2 separate regions of the Homo sapiens genome follow, and region 2 is linked to region 1. Evidence: chromatin loops called from intact Hi-C (ENCODE). Cell type or tissue: gastrocnemius medialis. All regions are shown on one strand. Links, peaks and the distances in the headings refer to the core of each region. The heading gives the core; the rest is flanking DNA. Region 1 overlaps NEDD4 (NEDD4 E3 ubiquitin protein ligase). Region 2 overlaps NEDD4 (NEDD4 E3 ubiquitin protein ligase).

Evidence for each region. Peaks named below come from ENCODE experiments on the same cell type or tissue, not always from the same donor. Only the 100,000 strongest peaks of a DNase experiment are listed, where the experiment ranks them.
Region 2: it touches region 1 in a loop (9-fold over the local background); 4 of 110 quality-filtered maps call a loop at or near these places.

The regions. Positions count from the first base shown.
Region 1 is chr15:55,914,510-55,922,858 of GRCh38, forward strand. The region is part of intron 5 of NEDD4 (NEDD4 E3 ubiquitin protein ligase); the gene reads right to left. Among named protein-coding and RNA genes, the nearest start is that of NEDD4, 75 kb to the right of the region's middle. In gastrocnemius medialis, for the core only: a CTCF peak has its summit at 3,510 (motif pointing left); DNase peaks (open chromatin) are centred at 2,612 and 3,512; H3K4me3 peaks cover 3,324 bases; H3K27ac peaks cover 4,467 bases.
Region 2 is chr15:55,859,587-55,867,935 of GRCh38, forward strand. It overlaps NEDD4 (NEDD4 E3 ubiquitin protein ligase), which reads right to left. Exons shown (of 29, transcript NM_006154.4): 9 at 3,327-3,493; 10 at 1,075-1,192; 11 at 821-988. Among named protein-coding and RNA genes, the nearest start is that of PRTG, 120 kb to the left of the region's middle. In gastrocnemius medialis, for the core only: no CTCF peak of the experiment used is centred there; no DNase peak of the experiment used is centred there; H3K4me3 peaks cover 615 bases; H3K27ac peaks cover 2,414 bases.

The DNA of each region.
Region 1 (8,349 bases), core at 127-8,126:
TTGTGGTAAATGCCTAGCAATTTAAACCAAATTCAAAAATATTAAAACTTAGAATTCAATATTGTTGAAAGAGTGAGTTACATTTTAGAGGGCAGTATTAACTCGTGGCTAAAGAAAAATAGGGTGGAAACAAAATTCCTGTGGTTAAGGGTATATACAAATACAAATGCCATTTATTTTTCCTCTGCTTTAAACATGCAGCATAATAGTTTTTATGAATGATCTTATAAACACATGTATTTGAGATATAGTTTCTCTATGATAATTTATAAAAAGATCTTTACACTTTGATATGGGTTTTTGTTTAATATTTTAAATAAGCATTCTAAATTTTACTCTATTTCATAATGATTAAGAAGAGGAGAAAACAAAATGATCATTTGAAAATAGGAATAAAGTATTGAGCTACACAAAAGAATACTATATCATTTAAAGGAAAAATATGCCAAGATAAAATGTTATGAAATAGACTGTTATTCAAAGTTTGTTTTGTTGTAGAAAGTTTTTTATGTTGTAGAAAAGTTTTATAGCTTAAATCACTTAGGAAGATTTTTAAAAATATACATTTTGTACACTGGTAAAATAACAAATAGAGTAAAAAACTATACATAGAGTTCTTCAGATTTACAAATATAAAATTTATGACTACAAAATACTGCTAGCTAAGGACCAGGAAAATATGTAAAACTGCTTGGTTACAATAAATGTTCTCCAAATATTTCATTAAGTTATTCTCATATAAATTAACATTTACCAAGACCAAAGGAAACTTACCTTGCAAGAATTAGACAGTTCATTTGTGCAATCTCTGTTGCTGTCTCTTGATAAATTATCCACTTTACCTTCATTTCCAGATGCAAACTTTATGAGTAACTGAGATGGTCCCCCTTTAGAACAATTGTGCTTAAGGCTGGATAGACAGGAAATATTTGGATAAGCTCCTCCCAATGAAATACTTCTTCGTAAAATACCATGGTTTTTGTTCATCTGTGAATGTGGTCTTTCCAATTCTCCATTGATATTTATTTGACAATCTACATTTTGGGAGGATGGCAAACATGCAGATGTCCTATGCATGAGCTTAATATACTCTGAATCAGAATTAAGCTTAATTTCTGACATTTCTGGTTTACAATCACCATTTGTTGTTTCACAGTCTAATGTAGCTGCTTTTCGTTGGGTGAAATGCACTGAAACACAAGAATATCCTTCAGATGACTTTTCACAGACAGTCTGTCTGGGAGTATTATTCGAAAGAACAATTTTCTTCTGTAACGAGCCCTTCCTGTGAAGCGGCCGTATGTCTCTTACTTCTCCGGGGGTACAAATTGTTTTAGATAACCGAAGTCCATTGACAGCTGTTGAAAGAAATCCTTTAGCACTAGTGCCATCCTCATTATGTGCAATTTCACTAGGAGAAATAATAAACTGGTGTGAAGTTTGATAGGATCCTTTGCTCAGAAGAGTACACAGACTTGTTGGAGAAGTCGGTCGGGTAGTTGAAGGACTCCTAGGAAAAATGACTAAGGAGGAGTAACGTTTTAGTGGAATTTTTGTGTTCCTGCTCACTGGCAATTTCATAATCTCTAATCCATGTTCCAAGTCATCCTGGACAAAAGGATCTGTACTTGTACTTCTTGAAAAAATTTCACAAGGAGTAGTATTCCTGTTTGGCACACTTCTATTGGAGGTGCTGTCAGAAGGTAAGTTTCCACCCAAAAAAGTATCATCACTTGGTGGAAAAGTATAACTACTACTGTCACTGATGACACTGTTAGTATATGAACCTCCACTTGTGATACTTGCACATGACCCAAAATCACTACCGTTGCTGCTGTAAGACCCATTATCACTGGTTGAAAAGTTACTAAGGCTACCACTACAAATGGCTGGACTGCTTACAAGGTGACCATCATTCACAGCATTCAATTCATTATCGACCACAGCACTACTGTAAATACCATCCTTCAAGATACAAGTAAACGAAGCATCATCACTATCAGCTAAGACATTGCTAGACTGAAGATATCCACTGTACCTTGTTGGCTGTAGTGAAATCTGTAGACAGCTGCTCTTTTTATTAACATTTTCAGATGAGGGAACAGATGATCTTTCTTGAGACTGAACGTTTTCCTTTATTAACGGAGCTAGTGCAGTCTGTCTGGGAGTCAGCTTCATTTGAACAACGTTAGACGTTGAAATCCGTGTTGGTCTTTTGAAGCACATGTGAACATGGCTATCCAAGTCATCTCCGGAGGTTTCTGACAAAGGGTAAGTATTGCTTCTTCTGGCTGCAAAGTGCAATCGTAAGCTTTGTGCCATTTGTTCTCATTTCCAAACATGTTAAGGGCTGAAAGTCATAACAAAGATCTCTGTCCGTAGACAGGCTAGAAGCAGCTGCACTGCATCAAAAGAAAAAATCATTTGTGGTGCCTAAAAGAGCTATTAAGTAGTAGTCTTTATCCTAAGTAAAACATTAGATACCAGATATCATAGAAAGAAAAAGACGACCCATTCCAGAGACTGACGTTTCCAAAATGTCTTGAATCGCTTGTAGTCAAAATGCCTTCACTTACAAAGCACTTGATTTCCAGCGACCTTTAAGCTGAGCTCAGCTGCAGCACACTGACTCAAACACAGCCAACCTTGTTTCAATTATACCTTCTCCAATTTGCATGAATGAGTAACACAAGAACAACAATCTTCTAACATTTCAAGTTGAAACAGTATTTTTTCACCCCAGCTCTACTAAATGAACATTTAACTATGTGAATCACAGTGCCTATACTTTCTCCAGCCGACTTTGCCCACTAATATTTTTACCCATAGGTATAGAATTACAGGAAGTTGGTAGGAACAAAACCCCATGTAATTAAGCATCAAATCAAAGATTGAATTTCCAAATAGTAGCCATACTAGGAATCTAGTCAAGTTAGTTAATATAGGGACTGTTAATTTTTTTTTTTTAATGTGTGAATTCAAACAGTTAGGTAAATTTGGAAATACCAAAACTTTACAATGAATTAAAACTTTAGCACTACATCAAATAGATACATATTTTAGCTTCCAAAGTGCTAGTTACATAAAAAGTGAAAGCTTAAGGACAGAACTACAAAATTAACCTAGTAATACCATTGCAAAACTGAAGCATAGGTTCAAGAAAAAAAGTTTAAGAGAAGCTGTCACTAAGCATTTTCTCCTGTAATTTTAAGGCCTTTTCCAGCCAAGTAGAACAGTCTTTAAATGATGCCATTTATATTTTGACTATTAAAACTGCCAAGAAATAGCCTAAGCAAACATTCCAATAAAAATATATGCAGATTAGAAAAAAAAAACTATACCCCAAGATAGTTTGAACACACAGGATATTTTATTCCACTGTCTCTGCAATTCATTCACTTAAGAGAGTGTTGTGGTAAGTAAAGAAGTCTAAAAAGGATTTAGCACATCAAATAAACATGTCTCAATGCCAATTCTGTTCTGAAAAACTCTAAGAGCTCTTTGCTGGCCCCTGCTGGTACTTTGAAACAATCCATTTAGCTGTTTGATATCTATAAAGAAATACAAACCAAGCTGCACATTTCTTTATATAAACGAAGTACATACTTGTTTACATTTTTGAGAGCTAGCCCTACCCTAGAGGTGGAATTACTCACCAGTGCTGATAAAGCTCCCACAGTAGAGAACAGTGGACTGTTTGTCCTTTTAGAGGTTGTGATTTTGTATATATATTTTTTCTGCTTTGTATTTATTTAACCTTTATTTTCAGTTTACTAGGCAATCAAAATTTAATATTTTAATTTCTCTCTCAAATGCCATAGACCAAGGTTGGTATTCTATTTGAAAGAAACAAATTTATTTTTAAATAATACTCTAGGGTATATTTAAACCCCTCACCTAAATTTTATAGCTGGAACTCCAGTAATAAATATATACTGGCTCATTCATAGGAAAGTAAAAGGTAAAATAGTTCCGTTGTTTATACCACATGCTACTACACCCAAGTTGTATTTTGCTAAGTAAGTTTTTTTTCCTAAGTAAAAGCAAATATGTAAAACATATACTCATACTTTGTTAAAAAAAAAAAACTGCTTAAGATAGATCTGTTTTTGATCAGAATTTTCTAAACAGATTTTTAATCAATTAAGACACAAAACAGAATTATGGGAATTCATTGCATTTCATTTGACTAGAATGAAACAGCCCTGTTTTTGAATGCGTACAATAGTTGAAAACTTAGTAATACAATTATTATGTTATTTTTGCTTTTGTATAAACCACCTCCTTTATGATTTTACAGACTTCAGTCAATATTCTCTTAACATCTTTTTCTTTTAAATAAGGAGGAGTCCTGTTTTACTCTGCCTTCAAATGACTTCAGCGTTCTTTCTGGGATTAAGTGTGGGGTCTAATAACTCAAAGAATGAATCCCTTCTAATAGGCTAATCAATGAGATCTAATTGTTCATGTCTGTGGCCTAAAACTTCCAGGAAATAAGAAAAGCTCCTCTCATTATTAACATATAAAATAATGAACTCCAAGTATTTGGTCAGATAAATGTCTTCTCTTTGGTAAGCTTCACTATAAGCATCAGTTCCATGTCCCCTAACTAGATTTTAACTTTCCAGAGAGCATGGGCCATAACTACACATTTCTTCTGATGCTCCTGAGCTCATCCTGGGCTCAAAGTAAGTACCAGAAGACACCAGATAGAAGTCTGGATGGAGAGATGGATGGTGTCATCACAGTCACTCTGAATGCCTAATGCTTTCTTTCAGGATTTTTCTTGTTGTTGTTGAAGTTGATCCAGCCGCCACTTTTAAAGAAATATCAAAAAGCACTGCAGGTGGACAAGAAAGAATGACGTTTGAAAAATTTACAGAGAGGGTTTCAGCCAAGGAAATGTAAGGTAAGAGAATCACATGCACTTCCTAGCACTCTAGTCTGAGTTTAAATTCTAGGGAGGCTGAACAATTTGCATTGCTGGCTGAGGTCTGAAATTGCATAGGATCTATACTGCTATTATAGCAGTTACATGGGAAATCGGGGAACTTGCTATAAAATGTAGTCTCTCAGTCCAGCAAATACCAAAACAGGAGTGTTAATCCTAACCTTAAGTGTAGAAGAACTGGAGGGACATGGCAGCCCTCATCTGGAAAGAATCCATGCAAGTCCTACATAGAATTTCATATTCCGGAATGAAACAGATAACGTCTTAGGATTGAAGCTAAGAACCTCACATTCAGAGCTGTTGGTTACTGATCATCTACATGGAAAATAATGTGATTATCTACATGGTATGGATAGGCTCTGGGTAATCTTAATCATTGACTGAACTTTGAAGGCCAAAGTCAGCTGCGGTGGTTAATTGTATGTATCAACTTCGATAGGTTATGGTACCCACTTGTTTGGTCAAACATCAGTATAGACATTGCTATGAAGACATTTAGACATGATTAGCATTTAAATCAGTAGACTCTGAGTAGAGCACATTACCCTCCACAATGTGTGTGGGTCTCATCCAATCAGCTGAGGGCTTTGAAAGCAAACACAGGTTGTGTAAGAAGCAGCAATTCTGCCTCAAGACTACAATGTAGAATCCCTGCCTAAGTTCTCAGCTTCCTGGCCTGCCCTGCAGATTTCAGATTGAAGTCTTCACTATATATATATTGTGTGGAAATATATATATTCATATATTATACATAATTTCATATATAAAATATATGAAAAATAAATAATACATAAAATATATACACAATCTATTGTTTCTGTTTCTCTGGAGAACCTTCACTAATACAACTGCTAAACGTGAGAAGCACAGGGTCTCCACCCAGAATATAGGTGGCTCCTAAAACCGGTGGCTGAATGTGTACAGGTGTATATCTTAGACTGGTGACACAGTGCTAACTTTTGCATTGGTGGGTAGAGTTTTTTTAAGACACATCATTCTGAAATGTTCTGTCATTATTGCCACCACTACCACCACCATCACCATAATGAAACGACAATATTTTATAACACTCAAGTCTTAAAATTGGCTGGAAAAAAGTGATATAAGCCTACTCTTTATTGAAAGCAAATATCACTTACATTACAAACGTTTTCCAGATGACTAAAGTTGTTTCTGCTTAATATTATACTTGTGTTCTTCACCCTCCATTTTCCAAGAGAATTTGCTAGGAAAATGGTACATTTTAAATTTAGTTGTGAGTGCCTCAGCAGAATAAAGACGGAATGACATTTATAATGACACAGGTCATTTGTTGCTATACAATCAGGTCTGTTACTCCACCAATGGCTATAGGTTCTATAACATCTCAGGTCATCTCTATACCTCCCTTACCTGCTAAGACTAGCAACAAATCAAGAGGACTAGAATGACACACACCACCATGTTCTAATTATCTTTGGCTCTTTGTTTTGCTGGTAAACCGAGTTTCTCAAGAAAAGCTGTATTTCCCACTCATAGAAGAGCATCTAACACAGTAGATATACTAAATGGTATATCTTAGCTAACACAAGATATACCATATCAGAGAGCTACAAACGCGTTAAGTCTACGAATGTTAAATGACATTTTATATTTGTATCATGATAAAGAATTTTCCAAGTATTTTCATCGTCATTGTCTCATTTTATCCTCACAATATGCTTATGAGATAGGCAGGGCAAATATTGTTGTCCTCATTTTTTAAATGTGAGAAGGTATTTTTAGAAGGATTGAATAATTTGTTTAGGGTTACAAGCTAATACCCCAAAAGAAAGGCAGGATTATAATAGAATTTCTTAGTCCTTAGTGTGGGGATCTATAATAACTTTTTTTTTTTTTCGCCGAGACGGAGTCTCACTCTGTTGCCTAGGCTGGAATGCAATGGTGTGATCTCAGCTCACTGCAACCTCCACCTCCTGGGCTCAAGCAATTCTCATGCCTCAGTCTCCAGAGTAGCCGGGACTACAGGTGCGCACCATCAGGCCTGGCTAAATTTTGTATTTTTAGTAGAGACGCAGTTTCACCATGCTGGCCAGGCTGGTGTCGAACTCCTGACATCAGGTGTTCACCTAACCTCAGGAACACCTCCTGATCCACCCGCCTCAGCCTCCCAAAGTGCTGGGATTACAGGTGTTACAATATTTTGATTAATGTGTTATTTGTTTTTTCATATGGTTAAAAGTTTTAAAAATTTTGTCATATTTATCCATCTATAAATATCCAACTGTTAATATCAAAGGCAATACTTTTTTCTTCCAACCTATCATGACACACTTTATAGTATTATATACACAGTAAATGCTTAAGGAATGTTAATTCACTGATTAGTGTTTGACAAACAGCCATTCTGGCCATTAAGAAAGAGTCACGCAAATACTAAAGTTACTGGCAAAATGGACCAGACAATTAAGCATGGTGGAAAGCACAAATGTGAGCTGTCCCTCCTTGTGGACAACATGCAAATAACGCAAATAAAATAGTTCACCAATAATACACTCAATGATCAGGCAAAATTCACATCGGTATCAGTGGCAACAGGAAAAATAACAGTAATACCATGATCTAGCAATTCAACTCTAAAACATATCTCTTAGAGATAGACTCAGACACGTACATAGGGAGACATAAAAATGTTTATCAATTTGTAAGAGCAAAATACTGGAAATAACACTAATATCTATTAAGGAGGTTAAATACATAAATTATAGCATTATGATTTTTCAGAATATAGAAAATTATGCATCATTGAAATGTGTAATCACAGATCTCACAAATATAATGTTAAGCAAAAAAGCATATCAGAGGAATGTCTATAGAGATATACTATTTTTACAAATTAAAAAATATGCAAAATAAACAATGTGGGTTTTTGCTTTTTTGGAGACAGAGTTTCGCTCTTGTCACCTAGGCTGAAGTGCAATGGTGTTATCTTGGCTCACTGCAACCTCCACCTCCTGGGTTCGGGCAAGTCTCCCAACTCAGCCTCCCAAGTAGCTGGGACTACAGGTGCCCACCATCACGCCTAACTAATTTTTGTATTTTTATTACAGACAGAGTTTCACCACGTTGGCCAGCCTGGTCTTGAACTCCTGACCTCAGGTGATCCACCTAACTCGGCCTCCCAAAGTGCTGGGATTACAGGCATAAGCAACCATGCCCGGCCAACAATGTGTTTTTTGGGGATATATATACATGTGATAAAAGTATTTTAAAAAGCAAAGAATGATAAAAACAAAATTGAGGACAGTGGCTAGTACTTGTGGAGGAAGAAAAGAAGATGCTACTAAGGAGGGATCTAGGGAGGGTTTCAAAGATTTTGGTAATGTTCTAGTTCTTAAGCTGAGTAACGTGTATACATA
Region 2 (8,349 bases), core at 70-8,069, 55 kb before region 1:
TTCAGGAGGCTGAGGCATGAGAATCGCCTGAAGCTGGAGACGGAGTTTGCAGTAAGCCGAGATAGCACCACTGCACTCCAGTCTAGGTGACAGAGTGAGATGTCTCAAAACAAACAAACAAACAAGCAAACAAAAAACCAACTTCAGCATAACTGGGAGAGAGAAAAGCAGTCCCTAACATCCAAGAGCTGGCCTGGCACTCATAGGTAAGATCAAGACAAAATCAAGACCACTCTGTAATCGTGGCTGAATATAGACAAAACATGAACATTGTCCAAGCCACAAAATACCAAACATTTCCCCATCCTGGCAAATGTGAGTGACTGTTCTACTTTGCTAATCATAGCTTTAGCCTCACTACAGATAAGATTTGAGATACAAAATCATAGAATTATCCCTGCTTCCCAACAGCATCTCATGTAGAGCAAAGTCCTGCTTCCTAAAACCCTCTTCAAAATCACCTAACAGGAGCCCAAATCCCTGAAGTCTTTTCTAACATTCTGCTACCAAAACACCAATGGTGCGTGTTCTCCCTTGCTGAAATGAATAATAAACCCAACTTGTTCAATGACAAATGTGTCCCTAGTGATTTTTGACTGGAGGGCACTGACATAATGGAAATTTGGATGCCATGACTCTGGTCCATACTACTAATGAGGATATTTGAAAAATGACCATGTTGTAAAGTCCCAAGGTCCCTAATGTATTATTACATATTATTGCATTTAAGACAAAATTTTACATAAAAGTTAGTTGTTGAATAGTATAATATGCATAATATAAACTACTGAAGCCGTAACAAAATCTAAGAGCATCTTACTGAGCTCGATGCTGGCTGGCTCACGGCTGAATTTCCAAAAATGGTGAGTCTGGCATTCAATTCTTCTGCAAGATGAGTTGGAACATCCAAGTTACTTGACGGTGGAGGTGATGGGAAGGCCTGGTTGCTATACATGGTGGCTTCATCTTCTCTTATAATTTCCCAGTTCTAAAATGAACAGAATAAGCTTGAGCCACACATACTTTATTGCTATAGCATGTGTCTTTCAAGGAGAACTAGGAAACTACTTATACCTCGGAAGACTCTCGGTTGTCAACACTTTCTGTTTCCTCGGATATCTGCCGCCTGGTGGTAAATGCACGTTGTGCTTGCAGTTGAATGTTGCCATTCTCAGCATCTGTTAGGTTGTCCCTATATTGGAAGTATAAAAAGCCATCATCCATGTCTTAAGTAGTTAAAATGATTGTCAAAGATTCTGTGATCATTGGGAAAAAAATCTACATTACATCAATAAAAAAATTTATTGTCTTTGACCAAAGGCTATTTCAACATGCAAAGATTCAATCATGGGTAGGCAGACTGGTATATTTAGAGTACCTTACGGAGTTTAAGGTTTTGTGAAAAGGTATAACATGTCTGATTTGATATTTTAGTTTGTCACTATGTCTAGGATAATGTCCAACACATATAGGTACTCAAAAATATTTGTTGAATGAATAAATATCAGAGCGCTTCATAGATTATTTCATTGTATTATTTTGCCATGTTATTATAAGAGTAATAGAGTTACACATACATACATCTTTGTGAATCAGATAGTACATTTTCTAGAATTGGTCTTAAGCCAGGAGTAGAGTACTCCATGCATGAATGTGAAGGGCAGAATGAAAGATGGTGTAAGAACTTTATAATGAAAAGCTTAATGGTTTAGGAATTACATATCTATTAGTAATGGTATCTGTTTTTCGTAATATACAGTCATGGGCCTGTCCTGAAAAAGGTAATAGTAAAGATTTGTCTGAGCTTAGGAGAGGTACAATAAATCAGATTGGACGGTTAATGAGTATTAAAAAAAACAGAAAGAATGAATAAGACCTAGTATTTAATAGCTTAACAGGTGACTACAGTCAATAATAATTTAATTGTACATTTAAAAACAACCAGAAGACTATAATTGGATTGTTTGTAACAAAAAGGATAAAGGCTTGTGAGGATGGATACCCCATTTTACATGATGTGATTATTATGCCTTGCATGCCTGTATCAAAACCTCTCATGTACCCCACAAACATATATACCTACTAGGGACCCACAGAAATTAAAATTAAAAAAAATCAGATTGAACACCCTTACCCCAGTCATTTATATTATTCTAATTATTTGCATTTAATATAACCAGTCTATCAGATCAAGAATTTTGTTCAAATATTTAATAATAAAATTACTGTTTATTTAATGCGACATGAGCTCAGGCTAGTCAGAAGACCAGTTCTTACTGTACCGTAGCTAAAGAAAACATAATTTTGATACATGGCTCTAAGGGAATGCTTCAGTTTTTTTCCCCCTAAATATATGATTTTGGCTACCTGAAAATGACATCAGCCACAGTGAAAGAACTGTGATTTTGCTCATGTAAGGCTTGCCATAATACTGAGGTATGCAACAGCGCAATTCTACAGAATTTTATAGTGTCTTCAGCTTTGCAGTCTGTACGTCACTCTATGAAGACTGAAGCTTCTGTGCCATGAAGTACTTGAATTGCTGATTTGTTTTGGAAGGATTTGAGAACAGAAAATATCTGTAAAAGTGCTTGGCATATATCAGGCACAAAATATCATAGCCAAAAATTAGGAGGCTAATGAACACATTAAAAAATTACGAGTATGTTTCAAACAGAAGACTAAAGGAAGACTTTATAAGACTATATGGAAGGAAAAATGGAAGGGGATTTGAGAATAAATATGAATAATGGGAGATTTTATAAATGTATATACAGTCTAATAATAAAAAAAATCACTGAGGAGACAGAAGTTAGAATATGTTGAAAGTCATTCCGTCCTTGATCTGTGCGTGCTGGAAGTTATGTGGACATTGACCAGACTGTCAAATGCGCGTTTAACGTAATACCCTTATTATTGAGTCCTTTATATTTTACAAATAATTTATATTTTAAAAATAGAGTACTATAGAAATTAACATTTTATTACATTTTAATAACAAACTACAAGAATTCTCCAAGACTTCTAATTCAGCCTAAAAATAAAAATCTACCATTTGTGGCTACATAAAATTAAAAACCTATTAAAATTAAGACGCAATTAAAAGGGTAGTATCTAGAGTCAAGTAATTTTGAATATTATCAAGTCATTTAAAAAACGAAACAGCAGAGTTAGGATTTTTAAAGTCCTGGGCAATAAAAATCCTAGTATTCTTATAGTTTATGGATCACTATACTGTTATGAATCCATCTGAGACATGACTTCAAAATGAAAATTCGTAGTTAAAGTGTTTCCAGATTAAAATTGTGAAAGCCATCAGCACATACTGAGGGGTTGGTCTTTTCCACTGTGTTCTTCTAGATTCATGGTTTACATAATAGGTCCTTCCAAGGATATCCTGCCTCTCTTCCCACCCTGGAGGTAGAGGAGAAGGTTCTTGTTGTTGCTGCAAATGGCAAGCAGCATCTGGTTGGTCCAAAACAACCCAGCCAGGCTGAAAAACAGGATGGCAGCAATTAAGTTTACGCATGATTTTTTTAACTTTCTAAATTATATGCTAAAGGAAATTTAAAAAGAGATTTATTATATCAAGTTTTAGAAATTATGCATAGACAGAATAAACAATCCTCAACTTTTAAGACCATAATGTAAATACTTTATGATAATGAAGACTCTTTTTGCAAAAATGATAACCATTTAAATTTTGTTTAAAATTGTCTAAAAATTTTTCAAAAAAAACTTTAAAGGCACAAGCCTGTAAAGTTTCCACCAGGTTCTTCCTGGGTGACAGAACCAGATCCCATCTCAAAACAACAATAAAACAGAACTTTAAAACAAATCTATTTAAAATTTTCATAACAAAAAAGTAATAAAAGTATGTGAGGTGATTTAATGAGATTAATTAGCCTGATTTAATCATTTTGCATTGTAAGTATATATCAAAACATCACATTGTCCTCCATAAATATATACAATTATTGTCAATCAAAAATAAAATTTTAAAAAATCTAATAGAAAAAAAGGACAAAAAATCGTTTAAATAAACAACCACGGAAAGTTGGAAAGTACTGAGAAATTGAGAAGTATAGTTTAAACTACTAGTGTAATCTTAGGCTGTTCTCTAAATTATCAACTGAATGAAGGGCAAGGATTATTTCTTATTGGTCATTGTCTTTCCTACAGAGAAAGCACCTTGCTTACGGTAGAAATCAATAACTATCTGACACATGGAAAAAATCATTTGATAAAGGTCAAATATACAAAGGGGCAAGATGGGGAAGGCAAATGATTTAGAAATAACTGCTACAGTGAACTCTCTAGTGATGGAAAAGTCATTCTCATTCCCTTGTCTGATTTCTCTCTTTCTCCTCTGGACCAAGGCAAGGCATTTTATCAAGTCATAAAACAGCCAAAGAAAGATTTTTAAAAAATGCACTGAGAAGTTTGGTTTCTCAGAGATTAACAAGGGGCAAAATTAACATAAAGCCTTAGGGCAGTTAAAGTAAGGAATTGATAGAAAAGAGTAGCAAGAGTTAATGCTTTTATATGAGAAACCTCACAAAAGAAAAGGCAGTAGGTCAAAGATTCTATTAAATACTGATTGGTTAGGAAAGCATTAGAAACTGAAATAAACTGGTGAAGAAAACTTTAAAATGCTCCCAAAAGGACACAAAAGAAGACCTAAATAAGGGAAAGACATAGTCTGTTCTTGGCTGGGAAGACTCAGTCTCACAAAGGTGTCAATTCTTCCCAAGTTAATCTATAAATTTGCCAAGATTCCAACAAAACTGTATTATGATTAAAAAAAAAAATAGGCCAGGTGCGGTGGCTCAGGCCTATAATTCCAGCACTTTGGGAGGCCGAGGCGGGCAGATCACTTGAAGTAGGGAGTTTGAGACCAGCCTGACCAACATGGAGAAACCCCATCTCTACTAAAAATACAAAATTAGCCAGGTGTGGTGGCGCATGCCTGTAAATCCCAGTTATTCGGGAGGCTGAGGCAGGAGAATCACTTGAACCCGAGAGGCGGAGGTGATGGTGAGCCGAAATCACGCCATTGCACTCCAGCCTGGACAACAAGAGTGAAACTCTGTCTCATAAGAAAAAAAAAAAAAAAAGATACGAGGCAACTCTCAAGTTCAACAGAAACATAAACAAGCAGGAATAAGCAGCACAATTTTTAAAAAGAAAAGCAAGAAGTGAAGATCAACCCTACCAGATAAAAACACATTATAAATGACAACAATTAAAGCTGTGTGGTTCTGGTGCATGCATCGACAGGCAGCTCAATAGATTTGCCCAGAAAGAAACTCAACTTTATAGGAATTCCGGCCAGGCACAGTGGTTCATGCCTGCAATCTCAGCACTTTGGGAAGCTGAGGTGAGGGGGTCACTTGAGGTCAGGAGTTTGAGACCAGCCTGGCCAACATGGTGAAACCCCATCTCTACTAAAAATACAAAAATTAGCCGGGCATGGTGGCGGGCGCCTGTAATCCCAGCTACTCGAGAGGCTGGGGCAGGAGAATTGCTTGAGCCCAGGAGGCAGAGGTTGCAGTGAGCTGAGATCGCACCACTGCATACCAGCCTGGGCGATAGAGCAAGACTCTGTCTCAAAAAAAAAAAAAAAAAAAAACTTTATAGGAATTTAGAATATGATAAAGACATTTGAAATCTGTGGCAAAATACGCAGATTACTTAGAAAATGGGCACCCATTTGGAAAAAACTTCACTTGAATTCCTACCTCATGCCTTATATCAGGATAAGTTACAGACTGAATAATATCTAAATGTTTAAAAGTGAAACCAAAAAGTAGTAGTAACAAACTTTTGAAAATTTTAGAAATATATTTTAAAAGTGGGACACTGTTAAGTATGACACCAAACCTTGAAGGCATGAAAGAGAAGATCCATAAATTTGATAACAAAACACCCACATTTGTATATGGCCAAAACTACTAAATAACATTAAAAAAAAAAAGACCAAATGACAAAGTGGCAAACATTTTTGGTGCTTTGATAACTGACACAGAATAATTTCCTTAGATACACAGAGCTTCTGTTCTAGGCCTGGAGATCAGCAGTAAATGACTGCTGTGTGACAGGCAGTGGACGGCTTCCAAGATGGAAGAGAATTCTTCCACGTTGGAAGGCTAGACCTGAAAACGAGGCCTCAGGGAAAAGAGTTGGGAAGGAAAGGAATGTTTTTTGGTAGCAGGGAGAAATGGATAGGGGTTTCTGCAGCAAGGCTGATCTAGTTTGGCTAGCTCTGTATAGAAGGTGACGAGTAGTGGAGTAGGAAGATGACAGAATAAATTATTTTGGGAGAAAAGGTCTGGAGGGGAATTTCTCTCTTTCTTCTCTCTCTCAACAGGGTCTCATTCTGACACCCAGGTTGGAGTGCAGTGGTGCCATCACAGCTCACTGCAGCCTTGACCTCTTGAGCTCAAGCAATCTTCCACCTCAGGCTTTAGGTGTGTACTACCATCCCAAGCTAATTTTTAATTTTTTTGTAGAGATGGGGTCTCGTTATGTTGCCCAGGCTGGTCTCAAACTCCTGGGCTCAAGCAATCCTCCTGCCTTGGTCTCCCAAAGTGCTGGGATTACCAGCGTGAGCCACTGTGCCCAACCTTTCTTCTTTTTTTTTTTAAATTTTTACCTCTTTTATAAGAATTGTTCTCTCTATTTTTTCTTTTTATTGCCCAAATTTCATTCTCTTCTTTCCTTATATCCTCTTACTTTGTCTGCCCATCCATGTTGATCTTCCTTCTTTCTTTCTTTTCCTTTCTCTTAAATTATGATAATACAGGATCTAGCATACCTAAAATTTAGTCTTGCATATATTGAATCAGACTGTATGTTTCTGGTTTCAATCCCAAAACACGTTAAGTTTTTATATTTTACTCTTTTGAGAAAATATAAATTTAACATTTTTTGGTTGAATATAACCATTGATTACTTTTCCTTTAAGATTAATACAATTTATTAATAAAATAGTTCTCACTACTGCTGTAAAGGATTATAAAAATAGTGCTAGAAAAATGGTAGCAAAAGAATATTTCTTTTAAAGCTTCTTAGAGATTTCTCTCTTAAATGTCTGCTTAATGTATTTATATTATCTGAGTAAATTCAGGAAGAGAAAGAACAAAAATTAATTTAATTAAGGGCTTAAAAAAGACCTGTCTCAAATTTGTGGAAGTAGAGTTGTACAATCAAACACGGCTTAGAAAGACTGGATACAATGCCTCTATACAGTCAATTTTTTGGATAGAAGGCCTTCCTATTAAATATGTATCAGCTGCTATTCTTTATAAAATAACTTTCTAAGTATCAATGAACCTTATTTAATTTCTAACCGCAAAGCCAATATGTAATTGCTCACAATTTAATCAAGTCAAAGAGGGTCAGAAAGAAAGCATTCAGAGGTACAACCAACATTTTATGTTAATTTTGTAAAATACATACAACTAACCCTAAAGTTGCAAATGGTACAAAAATCAAATGTTACATAATTATCTATTATAGCCATACTTTACTACAGAATACAAACTACCTAAGAGTGAGCTTCATTTCAAAATTACAATTGTTTTCCTTAAATAGTAGAATTTTATATATACAGTCACAAACTAGCTGTCAAAGGACTAGGCAAGACTCCTCTAGTCATTAGCTACACAGAAGGTAAATAAGCACAGATTCATGTGTTTGAATTCCTAGGGCCTTTCATAAATAAACTCCTACAAGCTTACATCTCCTGAAATTATAAGGTGCATTCTGAGGGAATTCAAACACTGAGACATGAGACCGCAAAATGAAGTGAAGCAGTTCTCTCCACAGAAACTCAACTGTGAATAGGGTCCTATGATGCGTGCATGTGGGCAAAACTTGGAGCAGGTTACTAAATAATGAAATGCTGTTAAATTTTTTCAAGTTACTAAATAAATAATTTTCTTTCTTTACAGCAGATATCCTTCATTTCAAACAGAATTCCATTATTCGAGATACTCTGGTACACCAAAAAGCCAGGTAGAGAAACTTCTACTGAATGAATACTTGAAAACTTTAAAAACAATTATACGAAAATCAGAGAAAAATACCTAACAAAAAGTTAATCAAATAAGTGAAGAGAGTTCTTTGATCACCAAACCAGGGGCTATCTATACTCTGTGATTTGAAGAAAAAAGGTTCTTTCCTGGCTGGGTGCCGTGGCTCACGCCTGTAGTCCCAGCACTTTGGGAAGCCGAGGCGGATGGACGGCTTGAGGCCAGGAGTTCAAGACCAGCCTGGCCAACATAGTAAAACTCTGTCTCTACTAAAAATACAAAAATTAGCCAGGCATGGTAGCACATGCCTGTA